Regions from separate parts of the Homo sapiens genome. Here region 1 is linked to region 2. The links are chromatin contacts, found by Hi-C or POLR2A ChIA-PET in ENCODE. All regions are on one chromosome and are shown on one strand. Each heading gives the region's core, a stretch centred on a gene start or an enhancer-like site at or near the end of the contact. The rest is flanking DNA. Distances are from core to core; before and after follow the strand shown.

Region 1 (4,907 bases), core at 2,364-4,863, 200 kb after region 2:
AATCTCCTGGCATGTGGACAGCTTGGTTGACCACAGCACATTTCACAGTGTCTGCATCTTCTGCTTCAGCGCTGGCAATATTACTGTATACCCAGCATACAGAGTGAAGTTATTCAAGGGGCCAGTGCCTATAGATGATCAGGAAAAGTGGAAGGCCAGGCATTGTGCTAATAAGCAAAGTCCGTATGCACTGGCTCACTGAAACTTAACAATAACCCCAGGAGGTAGGTCTATTTTTACTTCCATTGGCAGGGCACAGAGTAGCCACAAATCCTCCTTTCCCTCAGTCCTGGAACACTCCCTGGGGCCTCTCTCCAACTTGTGTCATGCCCCACAATTCACTTTAGTGTGGGAGAGGGAGATGGGAGGAAAGGACTGGAAGCGGGTAGATTTATTCATCTGACTCTCCAAGAATATGGTGAATACAGCTGGTACAATCTACAACAGAACTTCCCAAAATGTGGTATGTATATGTCCTTGCATACCACAAATCGCTTTATGTAGGACACAAACACTAGAGTTTACATATCAACGCTTATGGTTACTTACTATTTTGGGCGAATTATACTTGTTCTTTATTAAACGAAGAGTGTCCCTTCAAAAAGAACAAGCACTCCCACTTAAAGAACAATATTAGGTCAACAATGAAATAGGTATTACATCAATGTAGCAAAAAATCAAAACAGAATTGACTACAGTTTCAGAAATACTGGTTTCCTGGAACTTCCTAAGTTCTCTGTGTCAAATGTCCCCATCCCTGCAACTTGCCTGTCCACTCAGGTATGCCATAGTTCAAAAGGAAGAGTTTACAGAGATTAAGTTTTAAATTTTCTATCAAAATCCCTTAATAAATGACTACACACACAAAAAAGAAAGAGATGGGGGAGAGGGGAGAGGAACAGACACAAAAAGGCATGTTCATTAAAATATTATGAAGTTAACAACAGGACTTGACCTGGGGCTGAAGTCATGCCCTCTGCCTGAAGACAGCTGTAACACAGAGCTCTCTTTGATACTACCCTAAATTCCACACTATTCTTTCGACTATTATTGTATACATGGTAGCTTAGCTCAGCCCTGTCCAAAGAATTGTACTGAGGTCTCTGGGACCTGTTCCAACAACAACACACAATGAGGCCTTCTTTCTCTGATAAAGCCAAGAACCCCTCCCTCTGTGATCTGTTCCCCTGCCCCTCCCAGACAAAACTAAAGTATCATTTTGAGAAGAATTCATCAGCCAAATACTGCCTTCTCTTCACCTTCCCTGTTGGAGATGATCAGGTTGCAGGGCAGCTAAGGGTGAGTTGTGCTCTAGGACAGAGCCTAGGGGTCTAGTCTGCTCCAGGGAGAGATAAACACTTTTACTCGCAAATTCATGGCATCTTATCCACAGCTGTAGAAAGGTAAGGCTGAAAGGGAAGCAATGATACTAAAACCTGCACCAGTCCAATGTAAGATCCATGAGAGAAGGGCCTTATCTTATTCATGCTGTATTCCCAGAACCAAATGCAACAGTGTTTAGTGCTCAGCAGGTACACAGTAAATTGGTATTGAATGGATGAATGAAGTGAGCCACTAAGTGGATGAATGAATGAATGAGTGATTGGATGGATGGATGGATGGACAGATGAATGAAGGAGTGGATGGCTCCAGCAGGACTGGCAGAAGTTAAGAGGAGGGAAAGCATGACTGTAAGATTATTTTCTCTCTATCTGCTTGAAAGCTAGCAACTGTATAAATAATGGGACTCCAAAGGAGGACTATTTTTCTCTTTTCACAGCCATCCCTTGCAGGTGGTGGATTAACTGCAGGACTTTTGGCCCCTGAACCACCGGGACTCACTGCCTGGGGCAGCAAACCAAAAGCCATCTTGACTTTCTCCAGGACATATTCAGACACCCCAACTTCTGTCTTGATTGCTAGTGTCCAAAACAGGAAGAACAGAGTGCTGCTGGGAATGCAGAATTGCACCAGCTGATCTGACCCCTTCTTCTAAGAAGCTCAAAGTCCTTCACATCCTGGCTTCTCTCTTGGGGAACTTTTATTTACAGTAGACCTATATTTTTTTCTTTTCTTTTCCTCTCTCTCTTTGCTTATCTGTATTTTCTAATCATTCTACAATGAACAGATTACTTGAGTAATAAAAATGTCTAAGACTGATAAAACACACAAATAAAACCATTCAAAAAAGACACTGAAAACGCACATTTTATAGAGTTCCATTTCAACATTTCTACAGTATAAAATTTAACACTACCATTTCATGCAGTTGCACTCAACTAAGTCCTTTGAAAACCAAGCTGTAAATTTCTGATAAAAGTCAAAGCTCATGACTTAAAATCAGAACAGCCAGCCATACAGGCACTTATCTTATAAAAAGGGGCAGCCATCTGATGGGCAAGGTGCCAGAGTATTAGAAAGGACAAGGACACAAGCTTAATAAGTAAGGTGCCATATATGGATGAAACATATGTTCTCAGTTCAGCTGTGGTAAGAAAAGATGCTCTGCATCTCTCTTCTGGTGGCAAAAACTTCCAGAGCGGCTGACAGGAGCTATGGTACACTCCGCGGTGATAGAAGGGGTTTCTTTCTTGGTGGGGTTGATTGGTCCATCTTGGAGCTCAACCCTAGTCCCAAACAGATGGACCATGCTCTAGGCAGCTCGACCACCAGCTGGGAGGGGTCTCCCATTCCACTCAGTCTCAGAACTCATTGTCAATGTCCAGCCTGCTCCACAAAGTGATAACAAGGAAAGCAGCTGGGCTAGCAATCAAAAGATTGTATTTCTGGCCAGACCCTGCATACCCCACTTAGTTATTCTGTACCTTGGTGACTCCGTGTTACCAAAAGTGAGTGACACTAGCCGTATCTCACAGGTTGCTAAGCATAAACTATGGCAAATGTTAAACTGATGAGAAAAAAAAAAGAGGAGAGGAGGAAAGGAAAGAAAAGGGAATGCAGAAATTACTACTAAACAAAATTTGACACCAATTAGATGATTGGGATTTCCCCACCTCAAACTATGCTGAGTTTAACAAGCAGAAAAGACATGCAAATCACCTTTCGGATCAATGTTCTCCTAAAATACAACATTTTTTTTTTTTTTTTTTTTTTTTTTTTTTTTTTTTTTTTCCGAGACAATGTCTCACTCTGTTGCCCAGGCTGGAGTGCAGTGGTGTGATCTCAGCTCGCTGCAAGCTCTGCCTCCCGGGTTCATGCCATTCTCCCGCCTCAGCCTCCCGAGTAGCTGGGACTACAGGCACCCACTACCACGCCTGGCTAATTTTTTGTATTTTTAGTAGAAACGGGGTTTCACCGTATTAGCCAGGATGGTTTCGATCTCCTGACCTCGTGATCCGCCCGCCTCGGCCTCCCAAAGTGCTGGGATTACAGGCGTGAGCCACCACACCCTGCCAAAATACAACATTCTTAAAAATAAAAGAGAAATGAATAGAAGCTTCCAGTTTATCCTTTTCAACCCATCTTTCTAAGAGATGACACAGCATTAAAATATGGCCTGTAAGAACTGCATAAAGACAGCGGGTAAAGTCCCCAGTTCCCAAGGACAGGCAAGGGGGAAGCCAGCAGCACGCAGCTCAGCACAAATCTCTGTCCCGCTGATACCCATGAGCACCAGGGCAGGCACTCACATCCTGTCCTCAGGCTTAGGAGCCAGGGTTGCAACATGGGTGTGAACTTGAACATTCTGGGAATGTATCAACAAAAAGGGTGAAGAGGGCAGGGGGCAAAGACTTCCCAAGGCTGAATCAATAGAGCCGTCTGTAGACAGAGGGGCAGCAATAAAGTGTGCTGGATACACCAGAGCCGTGGGCTGCCTCAGGGAGGTTTTGCTAAGCATGGCCTGCAGAATCCATTCCCAGTTCCCTTTTCACACACAAGACCTCAGCAGCACAGCTGAACTGAAGCGCTGGGCCTCTGGGAATACAATCTGGTGTAGAAACTGCTGATCTGAGAGGCTCATGGTTTTAAAAGAACAGGTTAGGTTTGAACCCTGGCTTGGCCCCTTCTGGCAATGGGCTCTACATCTCTCATTCAGTCAGTGGCAAGGTAAGTGTGCAATTTACCAAACACTACTGCCCCTAAGTTGCTTCTCACAAAAAAGGAATAACCATACCTGTCTAACACAACTGTTGCTAGGATCAAATTGCATCATGCCTGAAAGCATTTAGCATGATGTTGGCTCAATGCATTCACTGTTATTAATTTCATGCCTTAATTTCACTGTGATTAATTTCAACCATTATCACGGTTGTCATTATTAACTGGAGAATGTGGCTATGTGTACTGTAGGATCATGTTACAGAAAAATCCCTCTCCCTAGCCCCAACCTTGAGGACGGGCACAGTATAGCAAGCCTGAGGGCTCCCTTCACACTTTGGATCCAGTGCTGCTGTTCTATATCAAAGCCCTCACCACATACAGTTGGTGCAGAGCCTCCAACCTCAGCAGAATATCCATAGAAAACAACTGCTTATCCTGAAATGAGTCAACTGCTGGTTAGTTCCAAATATGCGTAAGAAATCCAAACTAAACTTAGTTCTGGCTTCTTTGTACTACCAAAAGGATTTAAGATGACATGTGCCCATCAACTGCATATATTAACACAGAGTTAGATGTCTAAGTAGTGGGGGGGTACATAACTGGGATTGTCTTTTCTTCGTTGCACTAATCTTTCACTGTGATGTCGTCCAGGCATCACTCTAGATGCCCACACTACACAATAATGTAAGAAAATACGGAAGAAGGCAAAATACAAAGATGTTAACTAATGCCTTCCCAAAACTTTCTTTGGAGAAGTAGTCCCCAGATTTGGGAATTTCAACAACCAACTTAAACTAAACACACACACACACACACACACACACACACACACATTTCATTGCCTA
Region 2 (5,029 bases), core at 2,024-4,523:
CAAGGCAACTACCTCTGAAAAGAACCATTAAATCCAGAAAGGGATTTTTCACTTAAGAAATATGACGGAGAATGGCTGGTCAAGAGGTCCCACTTGGCCCTTCAGCTGCTTTGTGTCACTGGGTCTCTTAGCCTCTCTGGGCATCTATTGCCTCATCCATAAACTGAAGGAGTCGCCCAAGAAGGTCTTTGAATTATCAAGCTCTAAATATAACAAATCATCCCATTTTATTATTAATTTTCTAAAGAAAACTAAAGCTACCAGGCCACTTATTAAAGGTCAGAAAGATGAGTATAAAGAGAACAGGTTTCTGTACTTAAAGAGGATTGTCTAATGAATGAAAAGGCATCAATGCATATACCTAAACGCTCTAGAGATAAGGAGTCAAAAGATTTTGATCCTGGCCTGGGCTTCCCCATTGGTAACTTCATCTTGCTGAACTTTAATTTCTTCATCTATAAAATGTGGGCGATGATAGGTTTTTCTGACTAACTCAGCCAGAGCTGATGTGAACATCAAATGAGACTGTGCCAAAGAAATATACTGAAACAGCACAACACAATGCAAGCGCTTTGGACTCTACTACTGAGAAAAGAAATGCTTAACATTCATGGAATTTGAGGGGAGGGCAAAAGTCACCACGAAGTCTAGGTGGAGGCTGACATAGAGGTTGTGTAATTTCTACTTAAAAGAGGAAACACAGTGGCCCACTCTCCCTCAGCAGCATCTTTATCATCTATATAAATGAACTTGAGCTAGATCATGGTTTCCAAATTGAGCCACACAGCACCTGCACAAACAAAGGGGTTGGAGAGAAGCTAAGACCAAATGACCCCTCCCTTGGCTTTTATCCATTTTACTCATGTGGCTATTGAGGAAGGGCATAGCGGCTTTGAAAAGTTTGAAGACCTCCTAAATAATAATTTCCCATGTTGCTTGCAATTCGTTTACTTATCCATGTATTTAACAAATATTTACTGTGTGCTTATAATGGTCAGGCAACGTTCCAGGTGCTGGGGATACAGATGAACTAGACATCTGTAATCTCTGCTCTCATAAAACTTTCCAATTACTGAAGAAAACAGAAATAAACAGATGCACATTTATGATTACTTCAAATATTGATAAGTACATTGGAGAAAGTAAAAAAAAAAAAAAAAAAAAAGCGGGGGTTTATTGTGGACTTTAGGCGAGGAAATGCCTCTCGGAAGAGATGACGTTTGCGCCAGGCCTGAATGATGAGGGGTACCTCCTTGGGAAGACGTGGGGGCTAGTGCCAACAGAAAGTACAGGTCCTTGGAAGGTGAAAAGTCATTGCATTTGAAGGAAGAAGGCCAGTGTGATTAGCAATCAGTGCAATGCAGAGAGGGGTAGGAGATAAGGATAGGGCAGAGGGGCAGCAATCCGATCCTGCAGAGCCTTGTGACCTGTGAGTGAAATGGGTCACAGTGTAATAGCTAAGACCAGCAATCCATGCTGACCGGCATTCACTAACCTTGGAAAGTTGGGCAAGGGAAGTGCAGAAGAGAAGACCACACTTTGGCAAGTATTTTTCTTCAGCCATCCTTGATCCCTGCATTTCTCCTAGTAAATTCAAACATTCTATCCAAGGGAACCTTGCTTCTATTTATAGCTGGCAAAATCCAGAAGGAATAGTAAAATGCAGGACTTCCAGCCCTCCTTCATTAGGAGATGAATTTGTGCCAAATTACTCTCTTTCAAGGTTTCCTGGGTCTCGGGAGACCCCTTCCTGGAACACCCAAGCATTCCCTGAATTGGAGAAGGATAATCAATGAGTCAAAGGCACCAGAAACATGTACTCACCTGCTCCTCTGAGGCCAGGCTGTTAATCTCTGTCTGGTTTGGGTTAATGAGCCAAAGAGAATGAGTTTTGAAATGAAGCTAACAAATCCTGCTTACCAGGACTTTGTGACTACAGGGCCCAACAAAGAAGGCCCAGGGTGGGGAAGCAACCAGATGGTGGCTCAGTCACAGCACTAAGCAGGAATGGTTTTGTTTACCTAGCACTTACCAAGCACCACACATGGCAACATCTAATCCTTGCAACCACCATATGGATGAGGTCTAGTATTATTCACATTTTAGAGATATGGAACCTGAGACCCAGAGTGGTTACACAGTTTGTCTAAGGACACAGAGCTGGTCAGTGGTGTACTATTCTATCTTGCCTCTAAAAGGATGTTCCAATACCCTTTTACCTTTCTAGGCAGTGGCAAATGTATATCACTACCAAGTCACTCCAGTGGTTGGTATTATGGTTCATAAATACCTTCTATACTGACAGAAGCAAAGAGCATGCAATTCACCCTTTAGAAATGGTCAGTCTGCTCTGGGCTATCCTTCTTCTACAGATCTCACAGTTGCCCACTAGCATCAGACTGAGGTTCAGAGGCAAGAGCAATGTCCTGAAAGATCACTTTGACCATAGCTTTGTCTTATGATTAGCAATCTCAAATTTATATGCTTTCAGGTAAGCCTCTTGAGAGCATCTACCTTAATACAATAGAACTCAACTCTCCAGGAGCAACCCAAGCGGACAAGGGGCACTAAATGCCTGATCTGTGGCTCCTCAGAAGACTGAAACAGTTAATGCACCTTCAACAACCCAACTGAAGCTAAGCTCTATCTGAGTACTCTAAAACTTGGGAACATTATCTCCTTTGGGTTTCTATACTTTGATGTAGGTATAGTCTAGTTTCTACTGACCATTGTATATGAAGATTTGTTAAAGATCCGTGCCAACAAGTATCTATTTTCAAGTATATGCTTCTGAAGAAGAGAAATTACATGTGTTTACTTTATCTTATCACGGTCCATCTAAGAATCATTAAAGAATAATTATGACAGATAGAAATTAATAATGATGATGATGACAAAACCCCTGCCATGTGCCAGACATCATGCCAAGCATTCTGTGTGCATTGTCTTATTCGGTTCTCATACCAGCCTAATTATTCCTTTCACAGAGATGAGAAAACTGAGGCATTAGAGAAGTTAGGTCACATGGCCAAGGTCAGACAGCTGGAAATGGGCAGAGTCCAGACAGGAACTCCCACGGTCTGTCTCCAGAGCCCAAGCACTTAACCACTAACCACATGATCAATAAGTCATTGTGATGACGATGATGACAATGACGACGATGATGATGCTGACGATGATAAAGGTGAGATGTTGTGGGCAGCTGGGCAGGTGAATCACCGGAAGGAAGAACTTGCCCTGAGTCAGAAAGAAAATGAAACTGGGAACAGCCTTCTGATTCTAGCCTGGAGTATTTACCACCAACCCATGCAACCAGCTGGCATCTAGTATAGAAGTAACACTTCATATTCTCTCTGAACCACAGGGTTCGATCCTGACGATAAACACCAGGGGGGGAGAGTAGCTCTTTGATACAAATCACAGGGCACTGCAATTCTGAGTCCTTACCCAGAAGCTGCAATGAAAGTACAATTTAATAAATCAAAGGAGGGCGAGGAAAGCCTTCATATGCTTCCTCTGCACCAAGATGTGATTTTGCAATAAATTCTGTTCACTGCTGAGCCAGTTCAGTTTACATGTCCCTACAGAATTAACAGAGAATACACAGAGTCATCTGGATTCCCAGAATTTTTCTATGAGTACCTTTATTACCATTATCCAAGCCATACTGAGAAAACAGAGAGGCTTGTTTTTCAAATGTAGATATTAAAGACATAAGTAAAGCAAAAATTTGACAAAACAATCTAACTTTTCCCTTTCACACACAGCTGCATTAGAGCTTAGCCATACCACACTTTGGATCAAAATCTGGACAAAATAAAGATGCTGGGGAAATAGGTTCATAAGGAAATTTGTTTAAAACTGATGCTCCTCTCTAAACTGCACCATCTTTACCCAAATGCACATCCAAACTCTATGATCCCCTGAGGTTTTCTCCAAGTCTCCTCCCACCTGGCTGTTCCCCTGATGTACCAATGTGGAGACACACTGAATAAGGCAATGTGTCAACATCTTAAAACAACAGGCTGGTTCTACACCATCGAATATCATCTCATCTCCTCTGCATGACAAAGTGGGTCCACCATCACTAGAATCAAAACAGCTTGCTCTTTTGAATTGTGTCTGTCAGTGGCGACAGATTTGTAGTAATCTACTGCTTAGGTTCAAAGTCCAACTTTACTGTTTATTGGCTAACATGCACATCAGTTATCATCCCTAGACCTCAGTCTTGCCATCTGAAAAAGGGGGATAGTAACACTCTCCACCACTTAGGATTGTTGTAATAATTAAATGGAATCATAGATATACAATATTCAACACAGCACTGAATGTAAATTCTATGGCCTATTGAACATTCTATAAGGATTAACTTTCATCTTCATCACTGTCATTTTCCTCCTTCCTTCTCTTCCCACTTTGTGTTTAAAAAAACAAAACAAAAAGCCTCTTCTGGTGATGGAAATGTATCCCCTATGGGATAAATGGCTAAGGATGGGAAATGTCATTTGAGGGACCCTGTGGCATTGGTCTTGTTGGCAATGTAATATAACCAACTGAAACTAATTAAGAGATGAAGGGAAAGGAAAGGAGACAATCTAAGGTCAACGTTTAAATCAATGGTTCTTAATCTTTTTTAAAACAGCAATCAAACATAAAAATAGCCACCTGCCACCAACCACTTTTTCACTATCAATTATGTGCCAAACACCATACTAAGCGTTTAAACGAATGATTTTATTTCATCCTCAAGCCTATGGGGTACTACACCTGCCTCTATTTCATAGCATCATATGGGTTAATTAACTTTCCAAAGGTTACATACTAGCAAATTACAGAGCCAGGATTCGATTTAGGCAGAGCACAGTAGAGTCTGTACTCAGCCACAACTTCATACAACTTCTCCACCCAGTCCTGCTTTCCAGAGGAAAAACAGCCTGCCAATTAACAAAGAACTCAAAAGAGGCTAAGCAGTAATTAAAATGGCAACAATGCAACCATTATGTAATAACAAAATTTCCACCCAATTTAA

What was found. Hi-C counts contacts between places; a loop is a spot of excess contacts on that map. ChIA-PET counts read pairs that join two places held with the same protein, here RNA polymerase II (POLR2A). Pooled maps may share reads with other maps.
Region 1: a loop to region 2 is called in a map of CD14-positive monocyte, with 4 times the contacts of the local background. The contact joins two enhancer-like sites. A Hi-C loop is called at or near these places in 1 of 168 maps with a recorded cell type or tissue (CD14-positive monocyte) and 7 of 50 pooled maps. POLR2A ChIA-PET finds 5 or more read pairs at or near these places in 4 of 52 experiments (CD4-positive, alpha-beta T cell, CD8-positive, alpha-beta memory T cell, OCI-LY7 and 1 more).

What each region holds. Positions count from the first base shown.
Region 1 is chr5:142,806,462-142,811,368 of GRCh38, reverse strand. The region is part of intron 1 of ARHGAP26 (Rho GTPase activating protein 26); the gene reads right to left. Among named protein-coding and RNA genes, the nearest start is that of ARHGAP26, 39 kb to the right of the region's middle. RefSeq lists a silencer at 3,870-3,919. Within about 2 kb of position 3,613, at least 12 of the 41 ENCODE cell types and tissues checked have a DNase peak (open chromatin) inside an H3K27ac peak, as active enhancers do; they include CD14-positive monocyte, where a contact is called at or near this core.
Region 2 is chr5:143,007,440-143,012,468 of GRCh38, reverse strand. All of the region lies in intron 11 of ARHGAP26 (Rho GTPase activating protein 26), which reads right to left. Among named protein-coding and RNA genes, the nearest start is that of ARHGAP26-AS1, 140 kb to the right of the region's middle. RefSeq lists an enhancer at 2,515-3,714. Within about 2 kb of position 3,273, at least 8 of the 41 ENCODE cell types and tissues checked have a DNase peak (open chromatin) inside an H3K27ac peak, as active enhancers do; they include CD14-positive monocyte, where a contact is called at or near this core.